Regions from separate parts of the Homo sapiens genome. Here region 1 is linked to region 2. A link is an interaction called in ENCODE POLR2A ChIA-PET data of the cell type or tissue named here. Cell type or tissue: OCI-LY7. All regions are shown on one strand. Each heading gives the region's core, and the rest is flanking DNA. Links, peaks and the distances in the headings are about the cores only. Region 1 overlaps LOC124906109 (serine/arginine repetitive matrix protein 1). Region 2 overlaps HIBCH (3-hydroxyisobutyryl-CoA hydrolase).

Region 1 (15,737 bases), core at 7,897-11,896, 110 kb after region 2:
CAAAATAAATGAAAACATAGTCCTCACAAAAACTTGTACATAATGTTTATGGCAGCATAATTGCCAAGAAGTAGAAATAACTCAAATGTCCATCAACTGATGAATAGGTAAAAACAAAAGTTATATATCTGTACAATGAAGTATTATTTGGCAAGAAACAGAAATGAAGTATCGATACATGGTACAACATGAGCAAACATGGAAAACACTGTGCTAGATGAAAGAAGCCAGTCACAATAGACCACATATTATATGATGCCATTTACATGAGTGTCTAGAATAAGCAAATGTGTACAGATAGAAAGTAGACGAGAGGTTGCCTAAGGTTGGAGAGGAGGCAGGAGAATTGGAGAGTGACAGCTAAGCGGCACAGGGTTTTCTGGTAGAGTAATGAAAATATTCTAAAATGAATAGTGGTGATGGTTGGACTACACTGAAATGAAAATATTCTAAAATGGATAGTGCTGACAGTTGGCTGAATCATATACTTTATATGGGTGAATTGTGTGGTATGTAAATTGTATCTTAATTTTTAAATAAAGAATTCTGGTTGCTCCATATTCTCAGCCACATTTTGTATTATCAGGCTTTTAAATTTTAGTCATGCTGGTGTGTGTGTGGTGTTATCTCCTTGTGGTTTTAATTTTCATTTTCCTGGTGTCTAATGATGTTGAGCACTTTTTCATATGCTTATTATCTTCTTTTAATTTTCTTGCCCATTTTTAAATTGGGGTTTTTGTTGTTGTTGTTTTGTTTTTTGTTTTTTTTTTTAGACAAAGTTTTGCTCTTGTTTTCCAGGCTGCAGTGTAATAGCACAATCTGGGCTCACTGCAACCTCCACTTCTGGCTAATTTTGTATTTTTAGTAGAGATGGGGTTTCTCCATGTTGGTCAGGCTGGTCTCGACCTCCCAATCTCAGGTGATCCACCTGCCTCGGCCTCCCAAAGTGCTGGGATTATAGGCGTGAGTCACCGCACCTGGCCAAATTGGGTTATCTTTTTATTCGTGTTTGATATTGTCTTTTTTTAATTATTGTTCAATTATCTATTTCTGTTACAAATTACCCCTAAAATTTAGCAGCTTAAAGCAACCAACATTTATTGTTTCTCAGAGATTCCAAGGCTCAGGAATCAGGGAGAGACTTAGCCAGGTGGTTCTGGCTCAGGGTCTCTCATGAGGCTGCAAAGCGTTGGCTGGGATTGCAGTCATCTGAATGCTCAGCTTCCAAACTTATGTGGTTGTTGGCAGGTTACAGGTCCTTTCACGTGGGCCTCTCCATGGGGCTGCTCACAGTGTGGCAGCTGGCTTCCTCTGGAGAGAAAGAGCCCAGAGAAAGAGGCACCAAGACAGAAGCCACAGTACCTTATAACTGTCACTACTGTTTATTTTATTGGTCACGCGGACCAACCCCAGTACAGTATAGAAGATTTTACAAGAGTTTGAATACTCGGACACAAGGATCCTTTCAGGCTGTTTGAAGGCTGGCTATCATACTTGATTTCATTTTTTTCTTTCCTCATTGCCAATCAGTCATGAAGCCATACTAGTTATTTCTTTGAAAGATCTCTCAGATTTGTTCTATCCTCTCGACACCTCCACTGCTACCATTCTAGTACCCACCTGTAACTCATTCCAGATCTAACTTCTCTCTTGTCCCTCAACCATCACACCCTTCAATTCATTCTGCATTTCACTGAAAAGAAATTTTCCTAAGATACAACTTTTGATGTATTATTAAGCTGCTAAATAATCTCACAATTGTCTATAGCTATGTTTTCCAAAACTAGACACAGTTGACTACTGTGCACTTAAAATGTGGCTAGTATAACTGAGGAACTGAATTTTTAAAAATTTACATTTAAAAACTAAAGCAGTGTTAAAATTTTTATATTGATTACATGTTAAAGTAACAGTATTTTGGATGTATTGGGTTAGAAAAAATATATTATTTAAATTAACTTTACCTGTGTCTTTTTACCTTTTCAATGGGGCTACTAGAAAATATTAAATTACAGCCGGGGACGGTGGCTCACGCCTGTAATCCCAGCACTTTGGGAGGCTGAAGTAGGTGGATCACCTGAGATCAGGAGTTCGAGACCAACGTGGCCAACTTGGTGAAACCACGTCTCTACTAAAAATACAAAAATTAGCCAGGCGTGGTGGCACATGCCCGTAATCCCAGCTACAGGCTGTTCCTCCCAGGGCTGAGGCAGGAGAATCTCTTGAACAGGGCAGGTGGTGGTTGTAGTGGCCGAGATTGCGCCATTGCACTCCAGCCTGGGCAACAAGAGCAAAACTTCGTCTCAAAAAAAAAGTTAAATTACATGTGCAGCTCACATTCTATCTGTATTAAACAACAGTGGTCTAGAACATTCCCTTCAAACTGACTGACTTTTGAGGCAACAGAAACAAGGCTTCACCTTAGCTATCCAACCTTATTTACCATTTACCTGTTCTTATTCCTGTCCCATGCATCTCTCCTGGATGTCTCTGAGTATATAATGTTGATTTTCTGCCACTGCTCCTCAGCCCATGCAATTCCTTATACCAGGAAAGCCATTCTTCTTTTATCTTCCTCTAAAATTTATTCATCCTAAAGGCTCAAGACTTATCTTTCTGCAGTAGTATTTTACTGTGACCTCTACTGAACTCTCCTACCTGAATTTCAATTACACTTCTAATTCATAGTTCATTACTTCTCTCTCTCTCTCTCTTTCTCTCTCTCTCCCGTCCCCCCACCCCCACCCTTTTGAGATGAAGTCTCACAATGTTGCCCATGCTGGACTCAAATTCCTGGGCTCAAGTGATCCTTCCACTTCAGTCTTCCCAGTAGCCAGTACTACAGGCACACATACTGCACTTGGCTTATGACTTACTTCTTACATGATTTTTTGTCGTAATTTAATGCTAATTTTCTCTCTCAAATTGTACATTCCTTGAGGATAGGAACTGTATCTTATATTTTGTCTGAATCTTTCAAAAACCTAATGCTGGGACATGGTAAGAGGGCTTACAAATTTCATATACTAATTATGAAGGAAATGTTGTATACAAATAACTTTGTTATCTTCTAACCAGTATAAACCTGGCATTAATGTGGAAAAAATAAGGTTGTAAAATTTATTTGTCAAAATGCAAGTGCTCTTTGATATAAGTACCCATAACATGTGAAAGATTATCCAGGAGCCAGCAAAAGGGCTGAAGGATGGAAAAGTAACTCCCTCCTGCTTTCCTTTGTTGGAAATCAATGATTGGCAATCAATGAAGGCTCTGGAGAAACTGCCAAAAAGTCATTCTTGTTGGACTGAGGCCCCTCAGCACACCCAGCCCTGTCCCATCCCCCTCTCCCTGAAGCTCTACCACCAATCAAGGATGTCTGCGAATGCCAGGAATGAAATGCAAGATGCTTATTTTAATTGTCCCAATAGCCCACTCCTGGAAGAACTTCTGAGATCCTGCCTTTTCCTAACTCTAACTGGCTGCGTTACCTAGTCAACTCTACCCTGCCTCCTCACTCATGGGGTGAGTAGGAAATCTCAAGACTCAGCCCTCTACCCCTTTCACGCCTCTTGGAAATGTGCTGCAACCCACTCGTTTTCCTTCCTTTGCATTTGTGATTTTTCTAAAAATTTACAAAATGGTCTTTTGAGTGAAGAGTGTGTTTGACGCCAATGTGCCTTGCCAAGCCAGAGCAAGGTTCTCTGACCCACAGTGAGCTCATTGGTCCCCACCCCAAGGACATAAGCATGGAAGTCTCAGAGTTACTCCTTTGGCCAAGGCCAACTGCGGGATGCATGGATGCACAGAATGTAGACCACCTGCAAGAAGTCCCTGGTGTCTTCCCAAACAAAGAGACCTGGGTCATACAACTAAAGGCCAGAAGTAGGGCATTGCCCAACTACAAAGACAAGAACTGGGGAAAATAGAACTTGATTCCCTGACTCCAAACAGCAGTGTTCATTTCAATTTATCAGTCACAAAATGGTGTTATAGGATACTGTGACAGCTGTAACCCAATAGCACTTAAGGGATTTACCATTTCCTCCTTTGCACTATGGGCATGAATGAGTATCCTTATGGATCCCAAGGTTTTGGAGGTACCAGCAGTTAGGTAATGAAATCCTCTGGATCCTTTCCCTTCCTTTTTGCTTGGTATCCAAAGCAAGTTAAATCAGCCCTGTTGCAAGGCTAGTATTCATCAGATAAGCATCAGTATGGCTATGTGATTGTTAAGACATTGAAATACTTCCAAAATGATTGGTAAATAGCCACTGCTCACTGCCAGACAACCTATTTCCTTGGGCCCAAAGGATTCCCAAGAGGGTACTGATGAAGAAACCAACCTGGCACCTGCCAGGTGACTGGCCATAGCTGACTACACTAGACTCCATCCCATGTGCTCATAGTGGGCCCAGATCCTTTCGGAGATGGCGCTCCTTGTGATAGTGCTTGCATACCAGAAGGGATCCATGGTGTCCATCATGCTGTTCCTTCCAGGGCTGAGACCACCTGCTGCAGGCTGGCACACACAGACTTACCCCCAGGGCACTTTAGTGTACCATAGCTCTTCAGTATTTTGAATATTACTCTTGCCTTTTTGTATGCTTGTGCTAATTATTTTGTGCAACCCAAAGAACAGGACTGGACCCATGCATTATGGTGGAAATATTGAAAGGATCACATAGGTTAAACTGGGAACTGAAAGTATTTGGAAGGGGAGCCACATCTGGGGCCCTTTCCTTTCTATCTCCCTCTCTTGTTGGCCGCATGGAACCTCATGCAAACTTGCGGAATGTCTGCTTCTATTTGGTGCTTTGTCTAATCATGGAGGGGCTATTATGATCCAGCTGCCGTGTTAGTGTTAGGCTCTGAAGGTTACATGGAGCCATGGAAGCACACAGTAGGGCCACCTGTTATAGTGTTGGAATCAGAGAAAGCTTCCCAGGAAAGGTAACTGTTTTAGATAGAGAAACTCTGCGCAGATGAAGCATAATAGGTGACTCCAGCATTTTGACAGTGGCACAATAGAGGTAGGGAAGGGTCAGGTCTCTAGGGACTATGAAGCCTGTCTAAGGGTATTTAAGCAGAAAGATGACATAATCGGATTTGACTTCTATCAGTATCACTTTGAAGCAGGGCCAGCAGACCAGAGAAAACTGATCTCCCTATATGTTTTCTGTACCTTCATACTAATTTGACTTCCAAGAGATTTTTATTTGCCTTCGCTTGTCTGATTCCAACTCTACTTCATGACATCATCTCATAATATTGCTTTTAAATAGTTATTTTTTACATTTCTATTTTGCTTTTATCACACTTGCTAATTGATTAATCTGTTTCTCATTTTCTGAACTCAGCAGAGCAATCTGATTAGCCTAGTGTAACTTTTTTGAGCTGTGAATGGACCAACTTGGATCAAGAGGCCATGGAGTTTAATCATCCATTTACATACTGGGAATGTTCGTGAGTTCCAAGATTATGTGGGTCTGGCAGGCAATTATGGCTTATTTCTCAGATCATCAACCAGTATCCATGCTCAGAGTGTTGATTCAAATAGCAGCTGATAAGCATAGGAGCATTTATAAAATTGGAAAAATTTTAAATAAAGATAGTTCTGTTAGACCAAAAAATGTGTGTATACATGTGCAGAAACATTTTAGAGAAATGCACACCCAAAATGTTAACAGTGGTTATGCACACCCAAAATGTTAACAGTGGTTATCCTTGGGGGATGGTGAAAATACGAGTGACTCGCTTCTTCTCTATAATTATTTACATTTTCTATTGTGTCACTTGAGACTAGATAGTTGTTTTGTAACAAATATAAAAGTGGTTTTTAAGGAAATCAGGGAGCATTACACATATCTGCCACATTTTTCCTTATGGCTAATTCCCAAAATACCTTTTGGACAAGTTTTGTCTTTACTACATGCACTTGATTTCTAGTGAGTTGCCACTAGATGGTGAATATACCACATCAAACAAGATTGAAAGGCTTCCATGTTTTCAATAAGCTAATCCCTCCAAATGAAATTTCTTAGAAAAAAAAGTCTTAATACATTTTTCAACTTTGAGATATGGCATACCAAAATATGTCTCTAAAGATTGAAATAAAAATACATACGTAACACATTCACAACATAACACTGACATTATAAAGACTTTGTACTGTATTTTCCAAGAACACAAGCCTTGGTGCATAGAAATAGTACAATGTCCATTTGTAGATTTAACATAATTTACATATTTCTAGTATGCAATGTCAAATTATCTTTATTATTTAAAAATATTCATTTTATGTAGATACAGTCTTGACCTCACTTTAGCAATAAATATTTAAATTTAGCATTAAAACATTCCCAAATGAGTAAATTGATCTGTCCTGCTAAGTTTGATAAGTTGGTTTACAAATTCTATGATGTTCTATGAAACTAGTATCACCCCGATACCAAAATCAGGCAAGAACACACAAAAAAATTAATCTCTACAGGCCAATATCGCTGTGAACATAGATGCCAAACTCCTCAACAAAAATACTAGCAAACCCAACCGAACAGCACATAAAAAAGATAATTCATCATGATCAAGTGGACTTTATTCCAGGGATGCGAGGATGATTCAACATTCTCAAATCAATAAATGTGATTAACCACATCAACAGAATTAAAAACAAAAACCATTTGATCATCTCAACAGATGCAGAAAAAGCATTTGATATAAACCATCATCCCTTTATGATAAAAACTCTCAACAAACTAGATACCTCAAAATAATAAATGCCATATATGACAAACCCACAACCAACTGATACTCATACTGAATGAGGAAAAGTAGAAAGCATTCCCCCTAAGAGCTAGAACAAGACAGGGAAGTCCGCTCTCACCACTGCTATTCAACATAGTACTGGAATTACTAGCTAGAGCTATCAGGCAAGAGAAATAAATGAAGGACATTCCAACAAATTATCTCTGTTCATTGATGACATAATCTTATACCTAGAAAATCCTAAAGACTCCTCCAAAAAGACTCATAGACTTGATCAACAACTTTAGTAAAGTTTTAGGATACAAAATCAATGTGCAAAAATCAGTATCATTTTTATGCACCAAATATTTTCAAGCTGAGAACTAAAGCAAAAGTTCAATCCTATTTATAATAGCCACAGAAAAGAATAGAATACCAGAATATATTTAACTAAACAGGTGAAAGATCTCTACAAGGAAAACTACAAAACACTGATGAAAGAAATTATACATAACACAAACAGAAGAAAAAAATCCCATGCTCATGGATTGAAAGAATCAATGTCCTTAAAATAACCTACCCAAAGCAATCTGCAGATTCAACACAATACCTATCAAATTACCAATGTCATTCTTCACAGAATTAGAAAAAAACTATCCTAAAGTTGACATGGAACCAAAAAAGAGCCCAAATAACCAAAACAACCCTAAGCAACAAAAACAAAGCCAAATGGCCTTACATTACTTCAAATTATACTATAAGGCTATAGTAACTAAAACAGCTTAGTACTGGTACAAAAAGACACACATAGATTAATGGAACAGAATAGAGAACCCCAAAATAAAGCCATATACCTACAACCAGCTGATCTTTGACAAAGTCGACAAAAATAAACCACGGGGAAAGGGCACCCTATTCATTAAATGGTGCTAGGAAAATTATCTAGTCATATGCAGAAGAATGAAACTGGACCCTTATCTCTCACCATAGACAAAAATTAACTCAAGCTCGATTAAAGACCTAAATGTAAGACCTGAAACTATAAAAGTCCTAGAAGAAAACCTAAGAAATATTCTTTTGGACATTGGGTTAGGCAAAGAATTTATGACTAAGACCCCAAAAGGAAATGCAATGAAAACAAAAATAGACAAATGGGAATTAAACTAAAAAGCTTCTGCACAGCAAAAGAAATAATCAGCAGAATAAACTGACAACCTACAGTATTACCTAAGTAATGAGGTACCTTATATTACAGAAGGACATTATTTAACAAATTAAAAGACAGTATAATCACCACATGAGAGATCTATTTCTTATCTCCTCTTGCCCTTTCAGTCTCTTGTAGAAACTATTTGCAAATTATGCCTCTGACAAAGTACTAATATCCAGAATCTACAAGGAACTCAAACAAATCAACAAGAAGAAAACAAAAAAATCCCATAAAAAAGTGGGCACTTCAGGAATTTGAGGCTACAGTGAGCTATGATTGTACCACTGCACTCTGCACTCTACACTGGGCGACATAGCAGGGCGATCTCTTGCCAACAAAAAAAAAAAAAAAAAAAAAAAAAAGTTGGTAAAGGACATGAACAGACATTTCTCAAAAAAAGACAAACAAGAAGGCAACAAACACATGAAAAATGCCAGTAAGAATAGCTATTATTAAAAAATTATAAAACAACAGATGGTAGCATGGATGTGGAGAAAAGGCAGCCCTTATACACCATTAGTGGGAGTGTAAATGAGCACAACGTCTATAGAAAATAGTATAGAGATTTCTCAACCTACCATTCAACCCAGCCATCCCACTATTAGGCATCTACCCAAAAGGAAAGAAATCATTATACCAAAAAGCCACCTGCCCTTGTATGTTTATGATGGCACATTCACAATTGCAAAGTCATGGAATCAACCTAAGTGTTCATCAATGGATGAATGGATTTTTTTTTAATGTGGTATATATATACCATGGAATACTATGCAGTCATAAAAAAGAATGAAATCATGTCCTTTGCAGCAACATGGATGGAGCTGGAGGCCATTATTCTAAGTGAAATAATTCAGAAACAGAAAATCAAATACTGTGTGTTCTCACTTACCGATGGGAACTACACCAAGGGTACACATGCACATAAAGATGAAAATAATAGACACTGGGGACTCCAAAAAGGGGGAGGTTGAGATGGGGGTAAAGGTTAAAAAAAATTTACCTATAAGGTACAATGTTCACTATTTGGGTAATGGGTATGCTAGAAGCCCAAACCTTACTGTTTTGTAATATATCCATGTAACAAATCTGCACATGTACCCCTGAATCTAAAATAAGTAAATAAACTTTTTAAAAGAGAAAAAACAACCCAATTCTCTGATATTAGCAAGTCCCAGGGAAGTATAATCAAGAAGATCTTCTGTAAAAATTATGGCCATTAAGCTCCACTGGGTTTCCCTATAATTGCTTGCATGTATGTATACATAGCAATAATAATATGTAAGTAGTATATAATTTTTTATGGTATGTTACAGTATATATATATATATACTTCCCTCTGATGGACCCTAGATTCCTCAATATTTGATATTTCTTTCAGGAAGGGGAAATAAAAGCAAATGAGTGTTGAAATGGTATGTTTTTCCACTTATATGGGAAAACGTTGAGTCCTTTACAGTCTCATTTATATTGTCCTGGTATTTAAGTGGCTGAGGCTTTCTACTATTCTAAATACTATATTCTCTTTTCCTATGGCAGATAAAGAAGGAGGTAAGGAAAAAGAAAATAGTAAAAATTGATATTCTGTTTTCTGATATTCACCTACGAGGTTCAGAAACCCTCCTTTGAAACTCTTGCCTCAAACTCCTAAATTAAAAAGGAAAAATGACCCATCCCACAATACTAGTGGTAAAATTAATTTAAATTTGTATAATTTCTGCCTACATTTAGGAGCAAAAACTCAGAGCACAAAGACAGTGGAAGGCAAGACAGCAATGTTTGATATGTGTTACTAAGATTCAAAGTTGCCGGGCACAGTGGCTCATGCCTGTAATCCCAGCACTTTGGGAGGCCAAGGCAGGCAGATTATGAGGTCAGAAGATCGAGACCATTCTGGCTAACATGGTGAAGCCCCATCTCTACTAAAAATGCAAAAAAAATTAGCCGGGCCTGGTGGCAGGTGCCTGTAGTCCCAGCTACTCAGGAGGCTGAGGCAGGAGAATCGCTTGAACCTAGGAGGCAGAGGCTGCAGTGAGCTGAGATTGCACCACTGCACTCCAGCCTGGGCAACACAGCAAGACTCTGTCTCAAAAAAAAAATTCAAAGTCAATGAGGTAGGAAATAATTTTCAGCTGATGAAAGATTTATGATAAATGGTAATATCAAAGCTTTTTTCCCCCAGTTTTGAAAACAAATTAGACAGCTGCTGCTGTACACTGTCTCCTAGACTCTGGAGTCAAAACCTCTGTACTCATCCGTAGATAAGACTGTCTAAACGAAGAGAACGGGAGACCAGAGATGCAGTGAAGTAAGTGGTAACAGGGAATTAGCTTCCTTTTCCTCATCTTGGTATCAAGCAGTGGGTCTCCAACTTTCATTTAACTCCTTGATCCTCACAGAAGTAACTAATAACTGCATTTGTTGCTATTTCCAAGATAAAATTTAACCGCATATGTCAAGTAATATATGGTTGACCCTTGAACAACATGGATTTGAACTGCGTGGGTCCACTTACAAGTGGAGTTTTTGCAACCAAACACAGATCAAAAATACAATATTTGAGGGATGTGAAACCCGCCTATAAAGAGGGCTGAATTTTTGTACACACGGGTTCTGCTGAGTCAGCTGCTGGGCTTTAGGATGCTCGGATTTTGGTATCCACAGTGGGAGGAGTGTTGGAGATCCCGGAACCAAGCATCCCGTGGATATCAAGGGACGACTATATTTAACCTTTCTTCATAACCTTGTGGAAAGAGTAAAAGAAGGAAAAAATGTGTATGAGGGAGTAGGGGGGTAGGGGGAATGTTAGGAAGAAAGAAACTATGTGAACTAAGTTCAAAAATAACCGTGTGTGTTCTTTCTGATTTTCCAGTGTTTTCTTTCCATTTATAACAGTTCATTTGTGGAAACTCTAGATTAATCACAATAAGCAAACATTTCACTGTTGGCACATTCTATTACAAGACTTGTGAAAAGCATTTAGGATCAAATACTCAATACGTATGAAGGGATTTGAAAGTTAAAATTGTTTTTAAGTTGTGAGGTGTTAGGAGTAACAGTACAATCCCATTTTCCCAAATATATTTAAAATGTCTCTACAGTGTTAACTAAATGACACACCTTATATCACAGAAGGAAATTACTTAACAAATTCATAAGACAGTATAATCAGCATATGAGAAATCTACCTCTTCTTGTCTCCTCTTGCCTTTCCAGTCTCTTGTTGGCTTAAGTTTTTACCAGAATGATTTGGTAATATCAGGTGTGGAAGAGATAGAATGGGTGCGGTTTAGGAAAATAATTTGATTCTGTGTATTGGACATTTTAAAGAAGGCTCTTAAGGCTCAATTTTTAATGCTTAAGAAATTAAATGACTTTTAAATGCACTATTCCCTATGAAATTAAATACATACTCATACTTGCCACAAAATATCAAAAGATAGACTGCCAAAATATTCCAAAAATAAAGGTAGGCAAACTTGTTCGAAAGCAAAATACACAAAATGGGGTAAGCAATCAGGATGTAAATATTCAACATAGCAAAGTATGCAATAAAATCATTTTACAAACTAAAATGTATCAGGGAGGATCCAAGAATAAGTTGATTTTAGAGTGGTCTGTGGAAAACTAAAATAAACAAGAAAATATCTAGGGAAGTTTAAGAATGGGAGGAAATGAGTCATTGATAACATGCTTGCTCCAGAGGATAACCTTTGTACCAAACGGCAGAGAACTGACATCTAATCAGCAGAGGTTGGCCTTGGCAGTTTATGAAGGAACGTCCAGAGGGAGCACAGGAAAGGCAGTCCAATGATCCTTCCCTGAATTTTTTACTCTTCGATGTCAGGCTTTAATTCCCTTGAGATGGGGGAATTCAAATCCTAAGGATTCGTAAACTCCAAGGCTTTGGCATTTACTATATTTAACATCTGCGAATTTAGTAAACAACACTTCTGTGGAAAGGTAAGGGAAAAAAAAGATAATTTCCATTTTATGAAGTTTAACGTATATGCAGTTTGTGTGTGTATGCATATGTGTGTGTGGATAGAGTGTGGTAAAATAAAGATTAAAAACTCAAGGCCCAATGAAAGCTTTTAGAGAGATGCCTATATTCCCATGCCTTCATGACTGTAAATATATCCGCTATGACATACACTAGAAATTTATCCTTTGCTTTTCATATCTTATCTACTTGTATCACTCAGGACCACATTCTACTCCCACTAGTTTACATAGGTTAGTAACCTTGCACCGTACCTTAAAAACACTCAGAGTTTTAAATGTTCTATCACAAATGTTAAGGATTCCTTCCCTGAATCATAAATGTGCTTTGCTTTCATTATACAATCTTTTCTAAGGCAGGTATTAATGATTTATATTAGTTAATGATTTAAAAGGAACACAAAAATAAGATTGTGCAACATGGAGTTAGGAATCTCTTACAACTTTATCAGTTCAAGTCTGGTCCTTGTTGTGAGTCAACCACATTTTTAAACTACCTAATAGCCTATGGTCAAGTCATTTTTACATATGCCTAACAAAAGAGATATAGGTGACAAGTGCTGTAAAACTATTTTTTTTTTTTTTGAGACAGGACTTCACTCTGTTGCCCAGGCTGGAGTGCAGTGGCACAATTTCGGCTCACTGCAACCTCTGCCTCCTGAGTTCAAGAGATTCTCCCACCTCAGCCTCCCAAGTAGCTGGGACTACAGGCACATAACACCACACCTGGCTAATTTTTGTATTTTTTGTAGAAATTGGGTTTCACCATGTTGGCCAGGCTGGTTGGTCTCGAACTCCTAACCTCAAGGGATCCACCTGCCTTGGCCTCCCAAAGCGTTGGGATTACAGGTGTGAGCCACCACACCCGGCCTGCAAAACTTATTATAGTCCAGTGAACTACAGTCAACACCAATTTCAAGTTTCCAGTAGCTGATTTCAAGTTATGAGGTGGAGCAATGGCAAGCCCCACAGTGCTGATCCGTGTGACAATTGGTAACTTCAATTCTAGTTTGATGTGATTGACATGACTGAGGAAAGGATATGACTGAGTCCAGAAGGGTTGAGAGTTGCCTACTGACATTGCTACCATTCACCTTCCTTATTCTAGAGGTCTTGGCTAATGTGTCATTAAAAAACGTATTTCAAAGGAATACTTCATGACAATGAAGTGCTCATATGTGGTGATTAGACAACAGCTTACAAAACAATATGTTTAGTAATATTTGCAAAAACAATACATACGTACACACAGAGAGATGACTGGAAAGTTATACCCTGAAATGTTACAACTGTAGTACATAGAGTAGGTTTTATTTCCTTCTTTATACTTTTTCACATTTTTCAGTTTCCACAAATTTTTCTTCATAATGTGTTACTCTTTTATTTATTTATTTATTTTTACTTTAAGTTCCGGGATACATGTGCAGAATGCGCAGGTTTGCTAAATAGGTATATGTGTGCCATAGTGGTTTGCTGCACCTATCAACCCGTCATCTGGGTTTTAAGCCCCACATGCATTAACTGTTTGTTCTGATGCTCTCCCTCCTCTCAACCCCTCTCCCACAGGTCCTGGTGTATGTTGTTCCCCTCTCTGTGTCCATGTGTTCTCATTGTTCAACTCCCACTTATGAGTGAGAACATAAGGTGTTTGGTTTCCTGTGTTAGTTTTCTGAGGATGATGGCTTCCAGCTTCATGATCTCATTCTTTTTTATGGCTGCATAGTATTCCATGGTGCATATGTACTACATTTTCTGTATCCAGTCTATCATTGATGAAAACTTGGGTTGGTTCCATGTCTTTGCTATTGTGAATAGTGCAATGCATTACTTTTATAAACACAAACAAGTCACTTGAAAAGAGTAAATAAATTTCATCTCGAGGTATAAATATTAAAAATATTTCGAAAAAGTGAATTTGAGCAGGAAATTACCCTATTGTTATTAAAATGCTATGCCATTGACACAGTAATCCAAAGAAGGATGAATGAAACTAAATAGAGGATCCAGAAATACGGCCTAGTGCATAAAAGAAGTTAATTTATGATACATCAATCATCACAGAATTGTGGGAAAAAATGTTTGCTCAATAAAACTTAAATAGTAAATAGTAAAAAAAAATTTGAGGAAATATAAATGAATATTGATCTGATCTTTGATTTAAAAGGATCTTAGGCATATAAACAAGAAAAAAATCCAGAGATTTGACTAAATAAAAACTTTTTAAATTTTGTAAATAATAAAAACACGTAAAACTAGGAGGCAAACTAAGAAAAAGTATTTGCCACAAATGTGATAAAAGGTTGTGACAAATGATTAATTCAATTGTTAATTGGATTAAACAAGATAAATAATAAGACTACAATATTGCTACTCTGTGGACATCATGAAAGCACAGACATAATGTGTTGTTCATTAAACCATTAGCATAATGATCAGAACATCATACAAGGAATTCTTATGTATTGATGAATTGAGAAATGGTCAAACATGAAAGTATGACTAAAAAAATGTAGAAGGTGTTGGAGGAGAAGGGAAAGTATCAATGGCCAAGAGACGTGGGAAAATATTTTATCAGTAATGAAAATGCAATTAAAAGTATGATGAGAAGTCAGGAGAGGTTTTTTGGCATTCCGCATGTGGTAACAGATGCAGTCATGAGATGGGTCACATCATTCACAGTGAGGAGTGTCTTGAATAGGTAAAATCATATTGTCAACCGAAATTCTAGGAATCTAACCTAAAGAGATACAACAGACACTTGATACTTAGGAAGGGTATATCTTCCAGACTCTAGGATTTTCCAAATCTGTGTTTTCACACTGTGTTCCAAGGAGCCCTGGGGTTCTGCAGAGGCATCCCAAAGTCGGCTTCAAAGATAGGAAGAAGGTTTCCCCAATGCTGCCTCAACCAGAGCAATTTGACATTTATCTAATTTGTATGTTAGATTACATGTAAGAACTTTTTCTTAAAGATTCCACTGAAAACATCAAAATGTGGACACCACTGTACTGTATATATAATTTCTTCAATAAAATGCAATGGAGCATTACTTCTCAAAAACTACCGGAGAAGTGGAGAATAGTCAGAGTGTTATATTCCCAAACACTAGCCTCACAGCATAAACTTAAATCCCTGTTTCAGGAAATGTGTAAATCACTCTATAATTACCTTGCAAATAGTTCAAAGCTCGGATATAAAATCTGCAAATATCCAGGCCCTGTTGCAGTAAGGATAAAAGATTTGTGTTCTATGATGATCAACTGTTTCCTTTAGTATATTTAGTCTGTCATAACAGGAATCAATTTCCACTCAGATGTTTCAGCTGAAGAGACTTTATTGCGGGAACTATTTATAGAAGTTAGGGTTAGGGTTGGATGAAAGGAAACAAGAAACATGGAGGTACCTAGGAGTTAGCACAGCTAGGCCTGAAGAAATAAGGGGAGGGAATCACGTTAGTAGAGCCCAGTGAAGGCTGGCACAGTGGAGCAGGGCTGCCTTGCAGGAGGAGCCTTCAAGGGACAAAGCCACCATCAGAACCCAGCCAGAAGCAGGAAAAGAGGTGGTGAAACATATCCTAACCTTTTTTCCTTTTCCATCCTCCAATCTACTGATGGTGTTACCCATTGGTCAAAACCAACTGGCATGAGACCCCAGCTGGAATAGTTTATGAAAAATTCCACCTTCTGAGGCACAGAGTCTAGCAGAGAAGAGCAGAAGATGGCACTAAAACACAACAAGTGGAGAATAACCAGCATATTTATAACAGAGAAATACAAGTCCCCCC
Region 2 (15,737 bases), core at 4,367-8,366:
ATTTATTAAACACATTTCCCTTAGCTTTCATGAGGATACTTTAACATGTTTAATCACAATCTGGGAAAGGGCATGGCAGCATACAAATTTTACAGATGAGGAAACCTGGCTCTGATACTGATAGGGACAGGAGGCACAGAAATTCCGGGAAGAGGGTGGGTCCCCCAGTAAGGGCCCCACCCTCAAGCGTGAAACCACGGTCCAAAGTGAGAACACACATTCCTGTTTTCCTGCTCGAATGTTGCCTTTTCCAGAATCACCCTTGGCCTGCCCCACCCCCCATCCAGTGCCCATAAAAACCTCACCCAGCAGAGAGAGGAGGAGAAGTAGCAAGACGACGGAGACTACGGTTGGACATTGGAGAGAGGCAGCTTGACTTCAGAGGGATGGCTTGACAGCAATGCTTTGGAGAGGAATCTGGCCAGGGATGGCCAGACTCCAGGGGAAGATTGTCTTCCCACTCCATTCCCTTTACAGCTCCCCTTCCTTGAGAGCCACTTTCATCAACAATAAAATCTCCTGCATTTAACATCTCCAATATGTTCATGAGACCTCATTCCCCCTGGATGTCGGACAAGAACTCACTCAGGTGAAGGTGCAAAAGTCTGGCACACTGACCCTCCACTGAGCTGCTAACACGTAAGCCATCAGCAGATGGCAAAGCTAAAAAAGCACTGACTGTAACACTCTTTCTGGGCTTCAGGGGTCATAGGCACCCCCTAGACGCTGCTGCTGGGCTGCACAGAGTTTTGCTCCCGTCAGTGCCCAAAAGCCCTCAACCCAGCTTCTGCACTCACTCACTTGTGTTCCCCACCTCCTGTGAGGGGTGGAAAGTAGCAGGACCAAGCAAATGGAGTCTGTCCCTGCTGGCACAGAAACGGCCGGCTAGTCCTAGCACCTGTGCACTACAGTTACTGCCCATGAAGGTGTCAGGGAAAATTTCCTGCTTCCATATGAATTTGTCTAAGGTTCAAGAATGTCAAAGGCTGAAGAAGTCAAAAAGGAGGAAAAAAAAAAAACCCAAGAAGAGAACATTGCATCAAGTAATAATTAGAAGTGAATATCTCAAAAAAGACATTTATGCAGCCAACAAGCATATGAAAAAATGCTCATCATCACTGGTCATTAGAGAAATACAAATCAAAACCATAATGAGATACCATTTCACGCCAGTCAGAATGGCGATCATTAAAAAGTCAGGAAAAAACAGATCCTGGAGAGGCTGTGGAAAAATAGGAACGCTTTTACACTGTTGGTGGGACTGTAAACTAGTTCAACCATTGTGGAAGACAGTGTGGTGATTCTTCAAGGATCTAGAACTAGAAATACCATTTGACCCAGCAATCCCATTACTGGGTATATACCCAAAGGATTATAAATCATTCTACGAGAAAGACACATGCACACGTATGTTTATTGCAGCACTATGCAAAATAGCAAAGACTTGGAACCAATCCAAATGTCCATCAATGACAGACTGGATTAAGAAAATGTGGCACATATACACCATGGAATACTATGCAGCCATAAAAAAGGATAAGTTCATGTCTTTTGCAAGGACATGGATGAAGCTGGAAACCATCATTCTCAGCAAACTATCACAAGATCAGAAAACCAAACACCACATGTTCTCACTCATAAGTGGGAGTTGAACAATAAGAACACATGGACACAGGGAGGGGAACATCACACACTGAGACCTGTTGGGAGTTGGGGGTTAGGGGAGGGATAACATTAGGAGAAATACCTAATGTACGTGACAGGTTGATGGGTGCAGCAAACCACCAGGGCACATGTATACCTATGTAATAAAACTGCACGTTCCGCACATGTAACCCAGAACTTAAAGTATAATAAAAAAATAAATAAGAGACAGGGTCTTGCTATGTTGCCCAGGCTGGCCTCAAACTCCAGGGCTCAAGGGATCCTCCCACCTCAGCCTCCTGAGTATATGGTACTACATGCATGCCACCATGCCCTATTAAGTAACTCCTTTTTTTCACCACTATTTCCTTAGCTCCAAGAACAATGCCTGATAAGTGGTAGTCACTCAAATATTACTGAGTCAGGATGGTAGGCGTGAAGAAAAACAGAGTCAAGGAAAGGCTTTGTGATTTGTTTACAAAAGCTTTCTGAAAATAATGGTAGAAGAAAATGTGCCAATAACCCAAGAAGGCAAAATTGAAGAAACTCAAAGAGGGAGAAAATTAATATAATTAGTTCTTAGAGGAGGCAGGAAAGGATAGAATGAGAGCATGGAAAGGGCTATTGCCCTTGGCAAGGAAGTGAGGAACATGTTAGAGAAAATCAAAGAAGGGAAGATAAAGAAAGCTAAAGGAGCTCATGTAATATACCTTCAATTGTTAAAAAGAGAACACAGAAGATGGCCGAATAGGAACAGCTCCAGTCTACAGCTCCCAGAGTGAGCAATGTGGAAGATGGGTGATTTCTGTATTTCCAACTGAGGTACCACGTTCATCTCACTGGGGCTTGTCAGACAGTGGGTGCAGTCCACAGAATATGAGCCAAAGCAGGGCGGGGGATCGCCTCACCTGAGAAGCAAAAGGGGTCGGGGAATTCCCTTTCCTGGCCAAGGGAAACCGTGACAGACGGTACCTGGAAAATCAGGACACTCCCACCCTAACACTGCACTTTTCCAACGGTCTTAGCAAACGGCACACCAGGAGATTATATCCTGCACCTGGCTCAGAGGGTCCCATGCCCACGGAGCCTCACTCACTGCTAGCACAGCAGTCTGAGATCGAACTACAAGGAGGCAGCGAGGCTGGGGAAGGGGCGTCGGCCATTGCTGATGCTTGAGTACGTAAACAAAGCAGCAGGGAAGCTTGAACTGGGTGGAGCCCACCGCAGATCAAGGACGCCTGCCTGCCTCTGTAGACTCCACCTCTGGGGTCAGGGCTTAGCAAATTGGATAAAGAGTCAAGACTCATCAGTGTGCTGTATTCAGGAGACCCATCTCATGTGCAGAGACACACACAGGCTTAAAATAAAGGGATGGAGGAAGATCTACCAAGCAAATGGAAAACAAAAAAAAGCAGGGGTTGCAATCCTAGTCTCTGATAAAACAGACTTTAAACCAACAAAGATCAAAAGAGACAAAGAAGGCCATTACATAATGGTAAAGGGATCAATTCAACAAGAAGAGCTAACTATCCTAAATATATATGCACCCAATACAGGAGCACCCAGATTAATAAAGCAAGTCCTTACAGACCTGCAAAGAGACTCAGACTCCCACACAATAATAATGGGAGACTTCAACACCACACTGTCAACATTAGGCAGATCAACGAGACAGAAAGATAACAAGGATATCAAGGACTTGAACTCAGCTCTGCACCAAGTGGACCTAACAGACATCTACAGAACTCTCCACCCCAAATCAACAGAATATACATTCTTCTCAGCACCACATCAGTTATTCCAAAAGTGACCACAAAGTTGCACTCCTCAGCAAATGTAAAAGAACAGAAATTGTAACAGTCTCTCAGACCACAGTGCAATCAAACTAGAACTCAGGATTAAGAAACTCACTCAAAATCGCTCAACTACTTGGAAACAGAACAACTTGCTCCTGAATGACTACTAGGTACATAACGAAATGAAGGCAGAAATAAGATGTTCTTTGAAACCAGTGAGAACAAAGACACAACATACCAGAATCTCTGGGACACACTTAAAGCAGTGTGTAGAGGGAAATTTATAGAACTAAATGCCCACAAGAGAAAGAAGGAAAGATCTAAAATTGACACCCTAACATCACAATTAAAAGAACTAGAGAAGCAAGAACAAACACATTCAAAAGCTACCAGAAGGCAAGAAATAACTAAGATCAGAGCAGAACTGAAGGAAATAGAGACACAAAAAACCCTTCAAAATATCAATGAATCCAGGACCTGGTTTTTTGAAAAGATCAACAAAATTGATAGACAGCTAGCAAGACTAATAAAGAAGAAAAGATTAAAGAATCAAATAGACGCAATAAAAAATGATAAAGGGGATATCACCACCGATCCCACAGAAATACAAACTACCATCAGAGAATACTATAAACACCTCTACACAAATAATCTAGAAAATCTAGAAGAAATGGATAAATTCCTGGACACATATACCCTCCCAAGACTAAACCAGGAAGAAGTTAAGTCCTTGAATAGACCAATAACAGGCTCTGAAATTGAGGCAATAATTAATAGCCCACCAACCGAAAAAACTCCAGGACCAGACGGATTCATAGCCGAATTCTACCAGAGGTACAAAGAGGAGCTGGTACCATTCCTTCTGAAACGATTCCAATCAACAGAAAAAGAGGGAATCCTCCCTAACTCATTTTATGAGGCCAGCATCATCCTGATACCAAAGCCTGGTAGAGACACCACAAAAAAAGGGAATTTTAGACCAATATCCCTGATGAACATTGATGCAAAAATCCTCAATAAAATACTGGCAAACTGAATCCAGCAGCACATCAAAAAGCTTATCCACCATGATCAAGTTGGCTTCATCCCTGGGATGCAAGGCTGGTTCAACATACACAAATCAATAAACGTAACAGACCCAAGGACAAAAACCACATGATTATCTAAATAGATGCAGAAAAGGGCTTCAACAAAATTCAATAGCCCTCCATGCTAAAAACTCTCGATAAACTAGGTATTGATGCGACGTATCTCAAAATAATCAGAGCTATTTATGACAAACCCACAGCCATTATCATACTGAATGGGCAAAAACTGGAAGCATTCCCTTATGTAAACTGGCACAAGACAGGGATGCCCTCTCTCACCACTCCTATTCAACATAGTGTTGGAAGTTCTGGCCAGAGCAATCAGGCAGGAGAAAGAAATAAAGGTATTCAATTAGAAAAAGAGGAAGTCAGGCCAGGTGCGGTGGCTCACGCCTGTAATCCCAGCACTTTGGGAGGTCGAGGCGGGCAGATCACCTGAGGTCAGGAGTTCGAGACCAGCCTGACCAACATGGAGAAACACCATCTCTACTAAAAATACAAAATTAGCCGGGCATGGTGGCACATGCCTATAATCCCAGCTACTAGGGAGGCTGAGGCAGGAGAATCGCTTGAACCTGGGAGGTGGAGGTTGCAGTGAGCCGAGATTGTGCCACCGCACTCCAGCCTGGGCAACAAGAGTGAAACTCCGTCTCAAAAAAAAAAAAAAAAAAAAAAAAAAAAGAGGAAGTCAAATTGTCCCTGTTTGCAGATGACATGATTGTATATTTAGAAAACCCCATCATCTCAGCCCCAAATCTCCTTAAGCTGATAAGCAACTTCAGCAAAGTCTCCGGATACAAAAATCAATGTGCAAATATCACACGCATTCCTATACACCATTAACAGACAAACAGAGGGCCAAATCATGAGTGAACTCCCATTCACAATAGCTTCAAAGAGAATAAAATACCTAAAATCCAACTTACAAGGGATGTGAAGGACCTCTTCAAGGAGAACTACAAACCACTGCTCAACGAAATAAAAGAGGATACAAACAAATGGAAGAACATTCCATGCTCATGGATGGGAAGAATCAATATCATGAAAATGGCCATACTGCCCAAGGTAATTTATAGATTCAATGCCATCCCCATCAAGCTACCAATGACTTTCTTCACAGAATTGGAAAAAACTACTTTAAAGTTCATATGGAACCAAAAAAGAGCCCACATTGCCAAGTCAATCCTAAGCCAAAAGAACAAAGCTGGAGGCATCACACTACCTGACTTCAAACTATACTACAAGGCTACAGTAACCCAAACAGCATGGTACTGGTACCAAAACAGAGATATAGACCAATGGAACAGAACAGAGCCCTCAGAAATAATACCACACATCTACAACCTTGACAAACGTGACAAAAAGAAGAAATGGGGAAATGATTCCCTATTTAATAAATGGTGCTGGGAAAACTGGCTAGCCATATGTAGAAAGCTGAAACTGGATCCCTTCCTTACACCTTATACAAAAATTAATTCAAGATGGATTAAAGACTTAAATGTTAGACCTAAAACCATAAAAACCCTAGAAGAAAACCTAGGCAATACCATTCAGGCCATAGGCATGGGCAAGGACTTCATGACTAAATCACCAAAAACAATGGCAACAAAAGCCAAAATTGACAAATGGGATCTAATTAAACAGCAAAAGAAACTACCATCGGAGTGAACAGGCAACCTACAGAATGGGAGAGAATTTTTACAATCTACCCATCTGACAAAGGGCTAATATCCAGAATCTACAAAGAACCTAAACAAATTTACAAGAAAAAAAATCAAACAACCCCATCAAAAAGTGGGCAAAGGATATGAACAGCCACTTCTCAAAAGAAGACATTTATGCAGCCAACAGACACATGAAAAAATGCTCATCATTGGCCATCAGAGAAATGTAAATCAAAACCACAATGAGATACCAACTCATACCAGTTAGAACGACGATCATTAAAAAGTCAGGAAACGACAGGTGCTGAAGAGGAAGAGAAACAGGAACACTTTTACATTGTTTGTGGGACTGTAAACTAGTTCAACCATTGTGGAAGACAGTGTGGCAATTCCTCAAGGATCTAGAACTAGAAATACCATTTGACCCAGCCATCCCATTACCGAGTATGTACCCAAAGGAGTATAAATCATGCTGCCATAAAGACACATGCACACATATGTTTATTGTGGCACTATTCACAATAGCAAAGACTTGGAACCAACCCAAATGTCCAACAATGATAGACTGGATTAAGAAAATGTGGCACATATATACCATGGAATACTATGCAGCCATAAAAAAGGATGAGTTCATGTCCTTTGTAGGGACATGGATGAAGCTGGAAATCATCATTCTCAGCAAATTATCGCAAGGACAGAAAACCAAATACCACATGTTCTCACTCATAGGTGGGAATTGAACAATGAGAACATTTGGACACAGAGCGGGGAACACCACACACCAGGGACTGTTGTGGGGTGGGGGGAGGGGGGAGGGATAGCATTAGGAGATATACCTAATGTAAATGATGAGTTAATGGGTGCAGCACAGCAACATGGCACATATACAAAAGTAACAAAGCTACAGGTTGTGCACATGTACCCTAGAACTTAAAGTATAATTAAAAAAAAAGAGAGAGAGAGAACACAGACTGTTCTAGAAAATTTGATAAATTATTGGGACTTGGATCTTTAGCTATGCAAGAAATGTGTATTGATATAATTTTGTACCCATACAACCTAGTGAACACATTTCTACTTCTTATGGAACACTGGTAAGTGGCTCAACCCATTTATCTGACCCTTTAAAGATTTGTTTAAAGATTAGGGGGAAGGAAAATCAGTTGTCTCCTATTGTCAAAGAGACAACTTCTTTTCTCCTTTATCAAACAATTCATATTCTCATTTCAATTCAAAAATATTGCTGAGCACCTACAATGCACTACAGGGGAGACAATAACAAAGAGGACGTGATTCTTGCACTTAAAGAGCATTATCAGAATTATAATCACTGCCCTTTGGGTAACACCCCAAAGAACCCTTCTTTTGACAAGTTTTATCTAGACATGGGAAATTTCTAACAAAAGGAAAACTCAGGATATTGCCTTTGCCACTCCCTTCAAAAGTCTCCCAGAACACCCAATAATATACAGTGTGACATGCCTACTGTATGGGGTATGCAAAGGTAGAGGCTATATCCTGAGATTTCCTATGTATCTCCTATTGGTTCTATTTCTCTGGAGAACCCTAATACAGAACTCTAACTGTTTGGAATTCATGTATATTTAGATCACTTTACTTTTAAAAAATGCATTAAAAACAGAACTGATATTGACTTCCATTAAGTACAGAGTAGAGACAATGAACAGCAAATGAGGGATTAAGAGCCTAATTAAAGAAAACAAATTGGCTTATCTCCTATCCAACTCAAAGGAATGCTTAAAGGTGTAGGAAGAATATACATGGGTGTAATTTTGCTCTCCTCTGAATAAAGGCTGTAGCATATTTCCAATCTGCTAACATGCTGTGAGATAAACTTTCTAATCCTTCAATTCAGAAACCAAATTCACTATTTCTAAAAACTTTCTTTGAACTGCTAAAAATACCATCAAGAAAAAAGTGTAAGCAAGCCACAGATGGCAACCAATGAAGTAATATTCAATGTTCTTTCCACATTACAGAGGTCAGAGGGGAGGATAAAGCATTTGTTCATATTATAGTACAGAAATAATATGAATTGCAAATTTTTTTAAACACTTGCAAGGCACAAGAGAAATAAATCAGTGCAAAACAGGTCAAAACATACACTACCTGAAAGCATTTTCAGCAGAAACAATGTTTTCTACAAGGGCAAATAGTGCACAGAAAATAAAACTAAACTAAGAGACACTACTATTAGAAGCATCTTATATGGCTGGATTTTTTTTTTTTAAGGAAAATCTAAAACAGTCTATCTAATCACTTTTTTAACAAGTCCGTAAAAACGTAACAGTTAAATTGACAGGTAGCAAAAGTCCAAAATAATGAATTTCTATTCTGCATTATGGTTGGTTACTGTAGAGAGCTTGTAATGAAATCTCTCATATATGCCTGCTCACAATCTTCTGAATACCTTCTGCACATTTTAATAGTTGCCTCTGTTGTAAGCTCCCCATTCTAATCAGTAAAATTAAAGGGTTTCTGTTTGGGTCCCCTACACTTTTGTAAGCTGTCTGTGCTGTCTGTGCCCCTTAATAAAACATTTTCTGCTTAAGAGTACCTGGTGTGAACTCTCTTTTCTACAACTAAGAATTCTGACCAATAAAGAGCCTGAAAATATAAAGATGGAAAAATAAAGTAAATGGGGATGGTGGGTGGAAGAGAGAGAGAAAAAAAACAGTAGTAGTAAAAAAGGAATCATTACAGGTACCACAGACATCAAAAGATATTACGAACAACATTTCCAATAAATCTGACAACTTAAATAAAAGTCACGTATTCTTTATTAAAGAAATATAATCTTGGCTCACGCCTGTAATCCCAGCACTTTGGGAGGCCAAGGCGGGCAGATCACAAGATCAGGAGTTCGAAACCAGCCTGGCCAATAAGGTGAAACCCCGTCTCTACTAAAAATACAAAAATTAGCTGGGTGTGGTGGCGCGTGCCTATATTCCCAGATACTAGGGAGGCTGAGGCAGAAGAATCGCTTGAACCCAGGAGGTGGAGGCTGCAGTGAGCCAAGATCGTGCCGCTGCACTCCAGCCTGGGCGAGAGAGCAAGACTCAGTCTCAAAAAAAGAAATATAATCTATAAATTACAAACCTTCTCACAAAGGAAACTTCAGTCCCAGATGGCTTTACTAATAAAATTTGTATCTTAAATTTATATAAACTTTTCCAGAGAACAGGGAAAACAGGAAACCTTTCCTACTTTGTTGTATGAGTCTAGCATAACCTTATTACTAAAACTTGACATGACAATTACAAGAAAAATTATAGACCAATCTCTCATAAACATAATGCAAAAATCCTAAACATACTAGCAAATCAAATCCAACAATATGTAAAACACGTATCACGAAAAAATAAGGCTTCTTCCAGAAATACATAATTAGTTCTTTCAAAAGCCATTGTCCCAGAAACAGACTCCCATCTATCTACAATGTCATTTGATTTTTGACAAAAGACACCAATGCAATCCAATGGGGAAGAAAGAAGTCTTTTCAACAAACTGTGCTGGAACAATTATATAATAATGTGGGAAAAAATTAACCTGGACTTCTATATTTTACACTACGCACAAAAAATTAATGTGAGATAGATCTAGACCTAAACAAAAAAGCAGTAACTAGAAATCTTCCAGAAGAAAGCACAGGAAGATATTCTGCAAGTAGCTGAAGTTTTCTTAGGACACAGAAATCAATACTGATAAAAGAGAAAAAGATAAATCAGACTTCCTCAAAATTAAAAACATTTGATCATCAAAAATTACTGTAATTTACATTAATAAAGGGCAAAAATCATATGATCATCTCAATAGACGCAGCAAAATAAGCATGATAAAATCCAACTCTCATTCAAAACAGTAATTACCGAAAAAGCTCTTTACCAACTAGGCACAGAATGAACTTCTTCACACTGACAAAGAATATCCACAGAAAACCTACAAAACTCAACATTTTTAATGTTCTTAAAAGCTTTCCCCTTAAGACTGGGAATAAGACAAAGATAGCTATCATCACCTCTACTGAACATTTTGCTGGCAGTGCTAGCCAGTATAGGAAGCTGGTGAGAAGGGAGAAATAAAGGGGGTATGAGACGGAGGAAGGAAGGGAGAGAGGGAGAGGAGAAGAAAAGGAGAAGAAGGAATAAAGGAAGAAGGAAATATGACATTATGTATACAAATGATGAAAATTCAACCTAATCTGCAAACCATAAATAACTCACTTAAAAAAAAAGTGAGTTTAGCAAAATCATTAGGTATAAGGTCAAAACATAAAACTTAATTTCAGGGCAGCATGGTGGCTTACACATGTAATCCTAACACTTTGGGAGGCCAAGGTGTGTGGATCACCTGAGGTCAAGAGTTCAAGACCAGCCTGACCAACATGGTGAAACCCAGTCTACTAAAAACTACAAAAATTAGCTGGGCATGGTGGCGGGTGCCTGTAATCCCAGCTACTTGGGAGGCTGAGGCAGGAGAATCCTTTAAACCCAGGAGGTGGAGTTTGCAGTGAACTGAGACTGTGCCACTGCACTCCAGCCCGGGCAACAGAGCAAGACTCCATCTCAAAAAAATTTTTTTTAATTTCAATTTTATTTCTATATATCAAAAAATAGAAAATTAAATTTTAAAATGACACCATTTAAACATACATCAAAAAACACCAAATATCTAGGGATAAATCCAATGAAATATATGCAAGCATAAGTCTTCCACAAAGAAGATTCAACACCTACTTCCCTTTTGGCAGTCTGGAATTGAGGTATGTGCTAAGCAGAGTGCCTACACTACCAGTCCCCAATAAAAGTCCTGTGTGCCAAGTCTCTAATGCACTTCACAAGATCTCAACTAGTTGCTGGAGGTGCAAGTACCCACTGGAAGAGGACTCTTAGGCGCTTACACCTGGTTTCCTCCAGATTCCACCATCTGTGCTTTTCCCTTTGCTGATTCTGGTTTGTATTCTTTTGCTACAAGAGTACAACTATACGTTGGTGCAGAAGCAATTGTAGTTTTTGCCATTACTTTTATGACAAAAAACATAATAATAGAGGCCGGGCATGGTGGCTCACGCCTGTAATCCCAGCACTTTGGGAGGCCGAGGCAGGTGGATCCCGAGGTCAGGAGATCGAGACCACCCTGGCTAACATGGTGAAAACCCATCTCTACTAAAAGTACAAAAAATTAGCCAGGTGTGGTGGCGGGCACCTGTAGTCCCAGCTACTCGGGAGGCTGAGGCAGGAGAATGGCGTGAACCCGGGAGGCGGAGCTTGCAGTGAGCCGAGATCATGCCACTGCACTCCAGCCTGGGTGACAGAGCAAGACTCTATCTCAAAAAAAATAAATAAATAACAAAAAACAAAATGTAATAATATATATATGCTGAGTCCTGTGAGTCCTTCTAGTGGGTTGCCAAACTCAGGAGTGATCTTGGGGACCCTTGACACAGAGGGCAATGAACCATTGCCTTTTAGCTTCCAATATTGTTGAGAAACCTGAAGCCTTCATATGTAACATGTTTTATTCCTTAAAAACTTGGAGGAACAGTGATTTCTTAAACAGGATATAAAAGAACTATAAAGGAAAAAAGGATAAGCTGGATTACATTAAAATTAACATTTTCTGCTCATCATATGACACCACTGAGAGAGAAAAGGCAAGTCACAGAAAAGAAGATGATATGGTTTGGCTGTGGTCCCCACCCAAATCACATCTTAAATTCCCACGTGTTGTGAGACAGACCCAGTGAAAGGTAATTGAATCACATGGGCAGATCTTTCCCATGCCGTTCTCATGATAGTGAATAAGTCTCACAAGATCTGATGGTTTTATAAAAAGGAGTTTCCCTGCACAAGCTCCCTCTTCCACATGACTTGCTCCTCCTTGCCTTCTGCCATAATTTTGAGGCCTCCCCAGCCTCAATGAAATATAAGTCCATTAAATCTCTTTCTTTTGTAAATTGCCTGGTCTGGGGTACATCTTTATCAGCAGTGTGAAAAGAGATGAATACAGAGGATAATATATGCAATATGTATTATCAGACAAAGGATTTACATCCAGGAGGATTCCTACAAATTAATCATAAAGATTTAACAGGAACTTCATAAGAAAGACTACCCACATGGACGATAAATATATGAAATGGTGCTCAACTTCATTAATCAACATGGAAATGCAAATTAAAACCGTAATGTCATGCTATTTTATATATCCCAGAAAGATTAAAATGAAAAAGACAATATCAAATGTTGGGCTGGGTATGGTGGGTCACGCCTGTAATCCCAGCACTTTGGGAGGCCAAGGCAGGTGGATCACATGAGGTCAGGAATTAGAGACCAGCCTGGCCAAGATGGTGAAACCCCATCTCTACTAAAAATGCAAAATTAGCCAGGAGTGGTGGCACATGCCTGTAATCCCAGATACTTGGGAGGCTGAGACAGGAGAATAGCTTAAACCTGGGAGGTGGAGCTTGGAGTGAGCTGAGATTGTGCCACTGCACTCTAGCCTGGGCAACAAGAGTGAAACTCCATCTCAAAAACACCACCACCACCACCAAAATGCGGGTGAGAATGCGGAGCAACTAGTACTTGAATGTAAACTGATACAACTATATTAGAAAATTATTTAACAGTAACTACTGAAGATGAATATACACCTACCTGATGATTTTATAGCACTACTTCTGGGTATATAACCCATAGAAATGTGTGTCTATGTTATCACAAGGCCAAAACTGTTTACAGCAGAATTATTTCTAACAGTAAAATCCTGCAAATAACTTCAAATGTCCAACAGTAGAAATGAATAAGTGAACTGCAATACATCAAACAATGGAGCATCTTAGAATGAACAAACTACTGTCATGTAAGTACAATCTGGATGAATCTCACAAATATAGTGCTGAGCAAAAGAAACTAGACACAAAATGATACAATTTCATTTATATAAAATTCAAACAATCACACCTGTAATCCCAGCACTTTGGGAGGCCAAGGCGGGTGGATCAACTGAGGTCAGGAGTTCAAGACCAGCCTGACTAATATGGTGAAACCCCATCTCTACTAAAAAATATAAAAATTAGCAGGTATGGTGGCGGGCACCTGTAATCCCAGTTACTCGGGAGGCTGAGGCAGGAGAATTGCTTCAACTTGGGAGGTGGAGGCTGCAGTGAGCCAAGATCACTCCAGCCTGGGTGACAGAGCAAGACTCTAAAAAAAAAAAAACCTCAAACAAAACGTATGGTGTGAGAAGCCAGTATAATGGTTATGTATTCTGGAGAAGAGGTAGTGAGTAGGAGGGCACACAAGTAAGACATCTGGGGCACTCTGTAAATGTTTCTTTGTGGCAGACTGCCACAATTACTACTTGAGACCTTCACTACAACTGTTACTACTTGAGACTGTCATTACGAGACTGAGTGAAGGGGGATGAACTAGAAATGAAAACTTAAGACAAAAGTAACTGTTTTAAAGGAAGGGGCCAGGGGAAGAAGAAGAGGGCTCCCTGCTTCTAGTGAGCAAAGGCAGTGCCTGAGCTTCTACAGCCCTTCGTATTTATTGGGTAACAAGAGCAAGGAGGAAGAGGTAATGATTGGTCAGCTGCTTAATTAATCACAGGTTCATATTATTACTAACAGGCTTCAGATGTACCGAATCTCAAGAAACATTGCACTTGGGACATGACTGCCCTCAGCATTCCTTATGGGTGGCATACGCAGTTTGTCAGTTTGCCAACATTCTGCATTTATGAGAACAGTTTGTTGTTTACTCATATAGCCTCCAGTGGTAGGATACTGAGTTAATCACGACCCTCAATCTTTCAGCCTCCAACATTTCTTTAGTTCATGTGTGAAAAAATATTGAGGTATAAATATATGATTTCTGTATTTTTCTGTATGTTACAATTTAAAAACATGAGTTCTTAAAATATGCATACTCAGAAAAAACTCACAGAATTCAAGCAGTTAAGTATAACATAAGGACCATTACAATCTGCCCCCAGTCATCTTTTTGGCCGTATTTCCTGGTATGTTACTCCTTGTTCCTTGCTCTGCACTTTCCAAACATTTGTCTAAGTATGTGGTATTCTCTCTGGAATACCCTTTGGCACCTGGCAACTCACATAGACTTTGCTCAGATTACACTTCCTCATGAGGCCTCTCAGAATCCCTCCATCGTTTTATGGACATCCATAATAATTTGTGCCTCTACTTTAGACACACTTGCCACACTGCATTGTAATTGTTTATGTGTGTGTTCCACTAGATTGCAAACTCCCTGAGAACAGATACTGGATTGTCATTTTCATACTTCAGTGGCTGCTGTGGCACCATTCATTCATTCATCATACCTATCATATGAAATACTTTGTCATAGGTGCCAGGAGATAAGGGTTAAGCAAGCTTCCAGGAGTTAATGGTGTGTGCTAGATATCACTCAATAAAGCAAAAGGTAAGAGGTTGAGAGAAAAAGACGTAACAGAATGGAGACAAGCAGACAGAGGTGCACACACCTTCATGGAGTAACTGCCATTTTAAGGTATTTTACAATATTGCCACTGAAGATCTGGAGCTGTGTTGTGTTGTTGTAAGGCTTAAATGGGAAATATCTCTTGGCATTTGTCCTCAGGGTTAAATGAAACTAAGCTGAAGGTAAAATTTAATTCACAAGTATTTTAATAATAAGTCACATCATCTGTTATATTGAAACCAAGTGACAAAAGCTCTATTATACTCTGTTAGTTTTTAATTTTTTAAGCTAGTTTAAATCAAACATATTTAAGAGTTATGTTCTGCTTTGAACTGTAAATATTTTTCTAAGTAATCATCTTAAACCTTACAAACATATATCTATAAATCATTTCCAGAAGTGTTCCGACTGACAATAAACCAATACAAATACAAAATATTTAAAACAAGAACAAGTCAATGTCTATTTCATTGACTAGTGCAGTTTCACAGAAATATTTCTATTTTTTAGTATATTTTCACCAATCTGAAATGTCATATTACTATATAAAGACCAAAACAGACCTTCAAAACATGGCACTAATATTCTTTTTTGTATCTACAATAAAAGGCTTAGAGCCAGTGCAAGAAGGCTGCCTTTTGCAACCTGATCTTAAGACTTTTCTGGTAATTTCTTAAAGGCATTAACAATTTATATAAAATGAAAAGATACTATCTAAAGATACAAGTACTACTATTTTATGTTTCCTAAATGCCAATGGTAGCATTTAAGGGTCGCTAAGGCCCATCAGTGAACTAGAAAACTGTTTTCTCTTCTGTCTACATAAACTGATGCATTTTCCCCTTTATCATACTCTTTCCCCAAAGCACAATGTATCCATCAACACTGGCATTAAATTGCTCTTATTAATAGCAATAAATGGTATACTATAATGGGTACATTCAGCAAATACAATGCATACATCTATAGGCCAACTGTCAGTATGTCATTTTATTTTTTAAATAGTTCTACTGATGTTAAATTATATATAATAAAATTCACTTAAGTGCATAGTTCTAT

Evidence for each region. ChIA-PET counts read pairs that join two places held together with the same protein. Peaks named below come from ENCODE experiments on the same cell type or tissue, not always from the same donor. Only the 100,000 strongest peaks of a DNase experiment are listed, where the experiment ranks them.
Region 1: POLR2A ChIA-PET joins it to region 2 with 6 read pairs; 2 of 35 experiments call an interaction of 5 or more read pairs at or near these places.

Annotation. Positions count from the first base shown.
Region 1 is chr2:190,322,987-190,338,723 of GRCh38, forward strand. LOC124906109 (serine/arginine repetitive matrix protein 1) reads right to left here. Exons shown (of 1, transcript XM_047446773.1): 1 at 15,270-15,737. Among named protein-coding and RNA genes, the nearest start is that of HIBCH, 11 kb to the left of the region's middle. In OCI-LY7, for the core only: no CTCF peak of the experiment used is centred there; no DNase peak of the experiment used is centred there.
Region 2 is chr2:190,221,415-190,237,151 of GRCh38, forward strand. All of the region lies in intron 11 of HIBCH (3-hydroxyisobutyryl-CoA hydrolase), which reads right to left. Among named protein-coding and RNA genes, the nearest start is that of AKAP19, 48 kb to the left of the region's middle. In OCI-LY7, for the core only: no CTCF peak of the experiment used is centred there; a DNase peak (open chromatin) is centred at 6,467.